Linked DNA regions of Homo sapiens: region 2 is linked to region 1. Evidence: read pairs that join two places in POLR2A ChIA-PET (ENCODE). Cell type or tissue: MCF 10A. All regions are shown on one strand. Links, peaks and the distances in the headings refer to the core of each region. The heading gives the core; the rest is flanking DNA. Region 1 overlaps CREB5 (cAMP responsive element binding protein 5). Region 2 has its middle 64 kb from the start of CREB5.

Region 1 (5,383 bases), core at 242-5,241:
CCACCAGAATCCAGGAGCTGGGCATGGGGCAACTTTCCTTCAGAGCCCTGAGAAAGAACCCCTGCTGCTGACACCTTGATTTCAGACTTCTAACCTCCAGAACTGTGAAAAAATACATTTCTGTGGCTTTTAAACCACCCAGTTTGTGGTAATTTGTGACTGCAGCCCTAGAAAACGAATACATGTGTCTCCATGTAATTATGGATCTATCTGCTTTGCCAACGGAATCGTGGTTAAAAAAAAAAAAAACTATCACTCCATTCTCATTTTATTGAACTGTAACAGATGTGGGGGATAAATACATTAAGAGAAAAAGCCAACTAAAAATAAAAACAAGACTACTTTCTGGAGAACAGCTATCTTGCTGTTGGGACCTGTTTGGTGAGATGCCCCCAGTTCTTTGTTCTCCATTTGTACAGAAAGGGAACGAAGAGGCCTGCTCTAGATCAAACAGATCCACAGTGACTATCTTCTATGAAAGATCTTAGTAGAGATGCATTTTACCTGGGCTGCAAACCTACACTGCCATAAACATCCACTTTGAGGCAAACAAGGGAGTTTTTTCTTTAGCCTCGAATGTTCTGCTCAGTAGTAGTTGCGGGATTCTGAAGCACACACTTCTTGTTGATTAAGCTGTCTGCCCTATAATTTGCAAAGAATGGAAGATCAGCATTGTAGAGAGGTATGGGGGCTTTTCAACTCAGCCTTCTAAGATGTTCTTAGCAGCTAATAACATTCCAGCAGCCCTGAACCAACTTCCTGTGTGGACACAGAAGGAAAGGACACCAGGGACTTACCTGGGGAAGGAGAGCCCAGGGTGGGCCTTGTTTTTCCGTGTGTGTGTTTGTGTGTTTCTGCAGACACTGAGCTTAATCACTGAGAAATTTCTTTTAGGTGGTGCCTAATGCATCTCAGCCCCTCAGCCGGAGGGCTAGGGCTCATTTTCGTGACCGATCAGAGTTTTAACTGCTGTGCTCCTAATACATGTTTTTGAAAAAGGAAGTAGCTTATGTGACAGGACTGTTCTTTTGATCTGTTAACTTTTCCTAATTCTTTTTGAAGCGTCCTCTGCCTTATTCCCTGGCTCTGAGTGATTTAAAGGCAACGTCCTTGAGTTTATATGCTCCCAGAAACCTAATGCTCCGAGAAATCCAATAAAGCCCCACCACCAGAATTGTTCTGGGGCATGAGGGGGCAAGAGATGACCACCCAGAGTGAGCCCGCATGGGAGGGTGTTAAAAGCAACTAGACATATTCATTGTCTGAGGCTCTCATTGAGTCAGGATGGGTGCAGGCTGCAGACACCTGTGCGGTCGGAACTAGGTTAACGATTACTTGAACATTTGAAAATTTAATACTTTCAGTCAGGGAAGTGTATTTACCTTTGAGCATAACAGATAATAAAGGGCCCCTTTGGCTGCATAACCTCCCTATTTGTTTGAATTCTCCTATCTTTAGAACTTTGCATCTTTTTTTGGATGGAGTGATCCTGGGTTTTCTGTTTCTCAAGGGCTCATCAAATCACTATGTCATCTTGATTCCCTTACTATTTTTAATAAGCCAGAAAATGGAAGCAATTCTCCCAGTCAGACCACTGAGTTGGTTTGAAGGGACACCTCCAAAAGCCCATGCTCCTTGTGGTCCTCACTGTCACGGGCCAGAAATCTGTGTGGGCATCTTCCAAACCCATGTTTCTCTAGAGCCCTGATGAAAGACCCCTCAGTGAGTGTGGTGGCTGCCACGACAGGAGGAGAAGGGGAGGAGGCAGCGAGTTCCCCCAAAGAAGCTCAGAGCTCTGGGAGGGGCCCAGGGTGTTCTTTTAATCTTTCTAAAATAGGAATTAGCAAAATGATAATAATTGTAAAGAAACTTCCCACAGTTCTACCCCAGTAAAAGCAATAGGGTACCTGTCCCTGCCAGGCCTCTGGACAGCCCCCTTCCCTCTCCAGCTGAAGTCTGACCTCGGGCTCTTTGCATGGCTTATTCTATTCTTTTGGAGCTTTCTCACATCCATAAAGAGTAGAGAATTATAAGGGCGAAGAAAAGAGATCAGAGTAAACTTAATCACATTCACCAGCAAGCATTTTCCTGTGGTGTGATAGAGAGAAGTGGGGAAGCAACATGAATTCCAGACCTCGAAATCATTAAAAAATTCCAAACTAAATACAAAACAAGTTCTAATTTAATAAGCCTTCTAAAAGTGGTTTGTAAGCAAACTCCAGTAATAATCACATTCTGTCTGGCAGCAACAAGTGAGAAAGAATGGGACGTCCCAGCGTGGCCTCAGGGCATGTTTGTCCATCCCACAAAACCACCCTTTGGTTTGGCATCACTTTTCCCACCTGGCAAATGCCTGGCTCAGAAGGGCTGCGGACCAGAGTGTCCTGGCAGCATCCCACAGGGCATTTCTGATGGCAAAAATCCAGACCCAAGGTGGAAAGAGTGGTCCAGCCGTTGCTTCTGGAAGTCTCTTGCTATGTGACCAACCAAGATAACATCAGAACAACTCAAATGTCATTACAAAAGGTGGATTGTTACATTTATGGGATTCTAAATCATTCATGTATTTATCTATACTTGGCTTCATTCCAAGAAAAGGATTTGAGGAGACTCAGAGAAAGTACAGTACAACAAGATTAAAAGCAAGACAAAACAATCTACAGAAGAAAGGAAAGTAGTATTAGAGAATTCTGAGACTGAAAGACACTGAAATGGTTTGCTGCTAATGACATTTGTCATGATTGCTGGCACCTTTTATGTAAAATCAGCATTGAAATCCACCGATGCAGGGATCACACAGTGGAGCTTGTCTCTGGTACTGCAGTGGGATTTTTCTGGGTACATGCTCAGCCTCACCTCACCATTGATGCTGTGAGTCATCAGTGCGCTGTTTGGGAACATGTGTTAATGAGCACTGAAAGAGCAGGCCAAAGGTAGCAGGATTCTTCGGGAGTTAAAAAAAATACATTTTGTAAAACTAAGCAGACCATTGTGGAGGTGGACTGGGCTGGGGGTGGGGGTGGGGGAGGAGAGACTCATATTAAAATCCTGATATAAAGTTCTAAGCAATGAATAAGAGGCTTAAATACATAAAGAGCAAGGCTAAATTTGGACCAATTTCCTGTGAAATCTCTTGTGTAATATTTTCAATTTGTGCTTGTTTAATGTGGTTTATTTTCCTAAGGTTCACGGTATAGGTTTTAAATTCAGCCTTGACTACACACATGTGTTGAGAGGTTATAAAACGAGAGCCAGCTCAGACCAGTCTCCAACTGGATGCCCTTTAGTGGAAAACATTACCTCCTTTTCAATACCTAAAATGTCTCCATGGGCACAGATTTTGCCCTTTCCCCATCCCATTTCCTGACTGCTTTTCTACCACCTGGTTTTACCAGTACTTGTCTAGTTACATTAGTGTACCCAAGTATGCTATGGGGAGCTCTTCACTGCAGATCAGGGGTCCAGGGCTGTTTGGGGCCAACTCTCTGTGCAATATCATGTTCTTGACACAAAGGGATAATTCAACCATTTGGGTTAAAATAGAGGAAAGATCTCAGGCTCTCCAGGAGACTCTGATCTGCAGTACAGCATTCTAATTTTGGTCTCTTGGTATCCTGGATCACACAATCTTTTGGAGGGGGCCATTTCCTATACGTAGCGGTACTGTTTCTGGTGACTTGAATACAGTATGTAGGACCTATATTGTAAAGTCAGATCTTAACAAAACAATATAAGGCCTCTGCTGTTCATGGTACTTACTACATCAGATCCCATGTATTATAGTTACATGGGGTTTGTTTCCACATAGGTTTTAAGTCTGTAAAGCAGAAATTGTGCTTTATTCATTTCTGAATCTCCTAAACGCCCAGCATGTTATCTAGTACGGAGGAACTATATTGGTGTAAGTATGCATACACATATGGGCACAAAGGGTTGAAAGAGACATCACATATGTGCAGCTTCTTAATTTAAACAGCAAGAGATCAATAGGTAAGATAAGTAGTTGCAAAACTGTTTTTATCTTCTTCAGTACCTTTCAACAAAATACGCATCCTTCATTCAGCAAATATTTACCAAGGACCTGTTTTTCTCTGGGGATACACAAGCCTTAGAGCCTTCCAAGTCTAGGTTCCAAAACCATGCAAAACTGTACACAGTTCTAGCTTTCATTTGCAGCTCTGCCTATGACACAATGTGCGGCGATGTTGAAATCTGGCATCTTCTCCTTGCCCCTGCTGTATTTTCTTACCTATTTTTGGCTTCTGTTTTCTCTCGGCATGAGAATTTTTTTGAGATTGTGAATCTGGATTAGAAGTGGTCAAGCAGTTGTTCTCCAAGCCTGTTTTCCCTGGAAGGGACAACATTATTATTGGCCAGTGCTGGCTTTCTTCCCAGCAACGTAGCTCCTCTCTTCCCACCTGCCCAGCTTTCTAAATAAGTGTGGAGTCAGAAAACGAGCAGCTTAGAAATGTAAGACTCACTCTATGGTCACTTTTCCTTGACATTCTACTTTGAAACATTTCAAACACATAGAAAAGCATGAAGAATTGTATATTCGCCACCTAACATTCTACAATGGCTCTTTGCTATACTTGCTTTATCATATAGCTGTACATCTATCCATCCATCAGTCTTATTTTTTGATGCATTTCTAAGTAAGTTGCAGACATCAGTAACTTTACTCCTAACCACTTCAGCATATGTATCATTAATAGAGTTGATATTTGGGCTGGGCGCAGTGGCTCACGCATGTAATCTCAGCACTTTGGGAGACCGAGGTGGGTGGATCACAAGGTCAGGAGATCGAGACCATCCTGACTAACACAGTGAAACCCCATCTCTACTAAAAATATAAAAAATTAGCTGAGTGTGGTGGCAGGTGCCTGTAGTCCCAGCTACTCGGGAGGCTGAGGCAGGAGAATGGTGTGAACCCAGGAGGCGGAGCTTGCAGTGAGCCAAGATCACGCCACTGCACTCCAGGCTGGGCGACAGAGCGACACTCTGTCTCAAAAACAAAAACAAAAAGAAAAAGAAAACAGAGTTGATATTTCTTTGTGGTTCTTTTTGTTGCTGTTTACAAATAGCGAAATGCATAAATCTTGAGTATATTTCTGCCACTTTTCATATAGGATGTGATTTTCCTTTCTAGAGTCTCTTATTATTGAAAGGTAATCATGAAGATGAAAAAAGATTCTGTAATATCCACGGTTTGTATATTTAGGTAGTGAGTATTCCATTTTTTTCTCTGCATTAGGAGTATTTATTCAAGTGAGGAAGGAGCAGGAGAGAAAAGGGCTGTGTGAAGCTTCCATGTTAAGGGCCTCACTCTTGCAGATAAACTATGTCAGCTCCTCTACTCCCTCTGTATCATCTCCTTTGTCTT
Region 2 (5,383 bases), core at 89-5,088, 240 kb before region 1:
TTAAGTGTCCCAGGTTGGGTTTACTGGGGAAGTAGATTCTGAGATGCAAATCAGCATATTTGGGAATGCTCTTGTGATCAACACCTGTGGAAGGAAGCAATTGGAATATCGAGCAGAAAAAGAAATTGGCTAAGACACCATCTGTCTTAGTCTATTTAGGTTGCTAAAACAAACTACCATAATTTGGTTGGCTTATAAACAACAGACATTTATTTCTCATAGTTCTGGAGGCTGAAGGTGTAAGATCAAGGCATCCACAGATTCAGTGTCTGCTGAGGGCCTGTTCCCAGTTGGTAGCTGGTGCCTTCTTACTGTATCCTCACATGGGAGAAGGAATGAGCTAGCTCTCTGGGGCCTCTTTTACAATGGCATTAATCCCATTCACGAGGGCTCCACTCTCATGACCTAATCACTTCCCAAAGGTCCTGCCTCCTAATACCATCACCTTAGGGGTTAGGATTTCAACATGTGAATTTTGGAGGAACACAAACATTCAGGCCATAGCACCATCCCAACAAAGGCCTTAGCCAACTCCATGGGGAAACTTGAGAGAACCCCTCAGAATTGCCCTGAGTTAGGGGAATCAGGAATCAGGCCTTTGTACCCCTATATTGATAAGTCTGGATGCAACAGGAAGCAGGTGGGACTTTGGGCCAGACACTTTTCTTCAACAGAAGCAATTCTTAAAGGTGGTTAAGAGCGGAGGGCCATCTTCTGGCTGAGCTCCCAGCAGCTGGGAGAATACGTCCATCCTTCCTGTAAAGGGATCTGGGGACTGCATCACAACATCCACCACAGCTACAACTTGAAAGATCTGAGTGCCAAATGGTCATGAATAGTAGGATGGGGACATTAGAACTTTGATCAGTATAAAAGGGAAGACATAATATTATATTAAGTACCACTGGGTTGGCCTTGGTAGGAGAAGAGGCAAGGACAAAGGAGGAAGTGGAAAAGAAAGAATGGGAGGAACGGGCCAAGACTATTTGCATACTTGAACCCAATTGCTCTGTGAATATCTGTGGGCATTTCTCCCTGTTCATTCTAGCAAATCTTGTACACTGTGGCCCTGGGGCTTATCATGCCATAAAAATATTCAAACAGTCAAATCTGCTCATCATGTGCAAACATGCAATGTTAATTTTAAGAAGTATTTCTTAAGGCACTGATGTAATTTCTCCCTTAGACTGATATTAATGTTTGATTGTGAGATTTCCAGTGTGTTGTTCCAGCCATTTTACATTACAAAACCAGAGCAGGAGATTTTTGATTAATTTATTTTAAGGGAGACCTGTCCCCTCTCTGCACAGCTCAAAGTGATCTTTGATTTAATACGACTTAGAAGGCAGGAAAGAGGACAACAGTGTTTAGATTGAGTTCAAGAATAGAAAATTCTTATATCAAAAAATCTTTCCCCTTTAAAAAATGAAGTGAGTAAGCAGAGAGGAACTCATATTAAAGCATATTTCGATGCCAGCATTTAATGTGTCACAATATTTTGCTCATCTTGGCAAATTATGAAATTTTTCTAATTCTTAGAGTGTCATTAAACAGCTGTTGTTTCTTTTCTAAATAATACTAACCCTGCCCCGCTCCCCACCCCAGAGTGTCCAGGTTTCAATAGCTTGAAATTTCAATGCAATAGCTTCAATTTCACTTTGGCATCCTTTCACAGATTATGTATGTCCACTTTGCATGTGGGATGTGACTCTGCATGAGTCTGTTGTTCATGAAAAGATTCAGCTGTAGCAGCATATGGACAACACACTTTAAAAAACGTGGTTATTTCATAGTTGCATCGACTCTGTCCAAGAAAAGGGAGCACATTCGAATTCCCTATAATTCAAACCACTTGTAAGCAGAGCCCTCCCTCCTGAGCTGGGGAGGACTGGTGTCCTTGAGGGATTGTTGTGTTCCAAACAAGCCACCTGGTTTGAAAACTCATCCTGGAACCGGTGCCCTGGCCAGGGAAATTGTAGGGAGAGAGGGTTCCCAGGTGTGAGCTATGAAGTGCTGTCCTGGGTTGGGCATGGGCTATGTTCATGTGCCGAGATTCCTTGTGTTATTCAGCCGAACACTCTCACTGGTCAATCCAGAGGTTTCGTGTGCACAGGATCACCGGTTATCCATGTGGCTTCTTATTCCACAAGGGCAGAAGGAGGTCATGGCAATAGATAGTGTGACTCAGGGAGAACAACGTGGGCTCAGGAGCTGATGAAAACTGAGTCTGCATCTCATCGCTGGCACATTACTAGCCTTAAACAAGTCATGCCAATTCTCCAAACAGCAGCTTCCTCATTTATAAAATGATGATCAACATGCGCCTGCTTTCTCTCTCTCTCTGTCTCTCTCTCTCTGTCTCTCTCTCTCACACACACACACACACACACACACACACACACACAGACACCTTGCATGGTAGTGGTGAGAATTAGAGATATGTCTAAAATGCTCAGCATACTATCTGGCCCACAGTAGGGACTCAATGCTTGGAAGCTATTATTATTAGCTATTACTAAATAAAGTCTGTGGAAAGAGTCTTTCTGTATAATCGAAATTCCCATTATGCTCATCTTATGCCCAATCTGGCAGCAAAAACGGCTTGCCAACAGCATCCGTCTTTCCATTCACAAGTCACATGAAATATATGACCTTTTTCCTAAAGGGTTCCCAAAGGTCCGCTAGCTTTCCTGGCAATGAGACAGCAATTCAAGCCAGTCCAGGTACAGAACAAAGTGGTGCCAAGAGCCACATTCCTTGCATAGAACACTCCCCAGCCAGGCCATCCACATGGCGGCTGTGTGTGCCAGCCTCTCAGGCCTGGCTCACCAGGCAGCTGCATAAATTGCTTCAAACATGAATTTATTTATGGCATAACCAACCCTGATTTTGGCCTAGCTCTTGTTCTTATTTCTTAAATGATAGTATTAGTGCTGGGGAAAGACATGTGGTGTAGGAAACTGAATTCCACAGACAAACGTTGCCAGGTGCAGGCTTACCAATGCAATTGCACTGGGCCTTGTCGGTTTATTGTCAGCTCCATAATTCCAGGCTCTGGGGTGGCAATAACTATCCTAAGTGAAGACAGTCCACCGCACATCAGTGATGCCTGGGTGGAGAGGAACGGTTTGATTTTTCTGTAATTTTGAAGTTTCGAGAGCTCTCAGCAAGGTTTTCGGAAAGTAGTTATAACCTTATAAGGAAGGTTAAAAGAAAATATCAAAGTGCACCAACGATATTTTCCAATTTTTCCCTCTTAATTTACTCTTCATCTGAAGAAGTTTAGACAGATCGAACAGTCTTTCGTTCTTAGCTTTCCCTAATTTTCAAGTCAAATTAGCCATATATTGAAATCCAGAGTTAAAATTCAATTTTTGATACAAATTCCCCCCATTCCCATTCAATCTAGTATCCCGTTGTGGTGGGAAAAGGGAAAGAGGGGATGTAAGCCATGGCATTGATTTCAGGAGAAAGGGCCAATAGGGAGGTGTGAAATTTCATAATTTTATAATTTTTGCTTTTGCTCCACGTTCTTACGGCCTATGAACCAACTAAGGAAGTAGGACCACCATCGGCCCATACAACTTAAGTCCAATATATAGACTTTTAACCTATGTCAGTGTGAATAGTTGCCTGCTTGACCAGGGACTTTAATTTCAGCGATGGAGGGACACCAGGAGAGGATGTACAACTGGGGGATGTCACCATGATGATTGCTCCTTTTTACTTTGATACTTGTGTTTGTATCTTCAATCATCCAGTCAGATGACTATTTGTTCAAATATTTATTCTACTACATGACACACTGTGCTGGACACTTCAGAGATAGCTGTGAGTTTTGCTTCCTGTGTGGTAGCTCTGTGGAAAAGGTGATGTGATGTCACAAAAATCACCAATTCTAATTTTATTTGCAGTTGAATTACTTACATTATTGCTTTCAATTCTAATCAAGGCCTTTTAAGTCATAGGCTGATTGCTATATAGAGGCAATTAAACAGGAAGGTTAGCACCTTGAATTTACCTTATGGATACAGGCATTCAGCCATCATTGGTGGGATGCAGGACAAAGTGTTTACTTTTGTCTTTCAGAGTCAAAATGGGAAAGGTTAACACAAGGAGTAAACTAAGAAAATATATCCATATCCATATTCATAATTATATCTCTGATTATCTTAAAGATAGGTCATTTTTTACTCCTCCAACACCCTCCAACGTGTTCCATCCCATGCTATCTCTGAGAGAGAAGACTGGCCGCCTGTGGAGGGGAAGCTACCTCAGTAGAGGTGGTGTTATTGCTTCCTGCTCAGCACACATTGCTTCTCCTCACAGCTTATCATCCTTCACTTTCCTTGTGGGAAAGCCCTCTTTCTCCATTTTTATCATGTGATGTGGGTGGAATTTTTGCCTCCTTAAAACTTCATAGGAGAGTACTAACTGGCTTCAGCCAATTACTATACCTGTTTCCTCTGGCTATAGTGATTGATTCAGGGAGAGGCCCTTAATCTAGTAGCTGTTGAGATGGAAAAAAAAACAAGCAAACAAAAAACAAACAAACAAACGAAACGTCTGCTAGAATTTCTGGAAAAGAGAGATTCCTCTCTTTGCTCCATGAAATCTATTAGATTTCATAGTGTGCGTAAGCATGGAGGCCAGACATTCATTCTGCGATCCCAGGGAGAGCCCTGAGCTTCAAGGGTAGGCAAGGAGAAGAGGGGAGTGTGGGGAGCTGGAGGAGGAAGCCAAGCTGCAGAAGGCAGAGCTGGGAAATGGAGAGAAGTCAGATCACTCGTGATAACTGCGCTGCTAGATTCAGCCTTCTGTAAAGTCAGCCTTATCTCTGCTTTCTAATCATATGAGCCAATACATTTTGCTTTATTTTCTGAAGGCTCTTTGAGTTGGACTTTGTGTCAGTTGTGACAAAAAGAGACTCAACAGTTACCATGGACTTTGAGCTTTTCCTGAATGCCATCCATACAATGAGTCTTATGAATTTCCATCTGACACCTTTATGTAATGATAGAAGTAAATGCATTCTAAAGATGGATTATATCTGTTTCTTCTCAAATAAATTAGTTGGTAACTGTGATAAGTGGCTGGGATGGTAAGGAGAAACAAGAGCTGAACCTATGGAAGAGTGAAAATGGCATTTTCAATTTTGGGGAGTAATATATGATTTTCTGGAATAGCTTCCATTCCCCCAAGTATCTTCATGAAACAAATCTATAAGAATGATCCTAGGATTATATGGTTATTAATAATAGATTTTTCAAAGTGCTCCATGTCCTCTTCCACTCACAGGAGATAGTTCCTATTCAGGACACACACCCAGTGCTTGCAGATCCATACTGCTAGACTACGTGAAGGAGGAAGAAAGATGTTTGCA

Evidence for each region. ChIA-PET counts read pairs that join two places held together with the same protein. Peaks named below come from ENCODE experiments on the same cell type or tissue, not always from the same donor. Only the 100,000 strongest peaks of a DNase experiment are listed, where the experiment ranks them.
Region 2: POLR2A ChIA-PET joins it to region 1 with 5 read pairs; 1 of 35 experiments calls an interaction of 5 or more read pairs at or near these places.

What each region holds. Positions count from the first base shown.
Region 1 is chr7:28,584,546-28,589,928 of GRCh38, forward strand. The region is part of intron 5 of CREB5 (cAMP responsive element binding protein 5); the gene reads left to right. Among named protein-coding and RNA genes, the nearest start is that of CREB5, 170 kb to the left of the region's middle. In MCF 10A, for the core only: no CTCF peak of the experiment used is centred there; DNase peaks (open chromatin) are centred at 2,326, 2,886 and 4,206.
Region 2 is chr7:28,346,040-28,351,422 of GRCh38, forward strand. It overlaps a transcript of CREB5 not described here. Among named protein-coding and RNA genes, the nearest start is that of CREB5, 64 kb to the right of the region's middle. In MCF 10A, for the core only: no CTCF peak of the experiment used is centred there; DNase peaks (open chromatin) are centred at 2,172 and 2,742.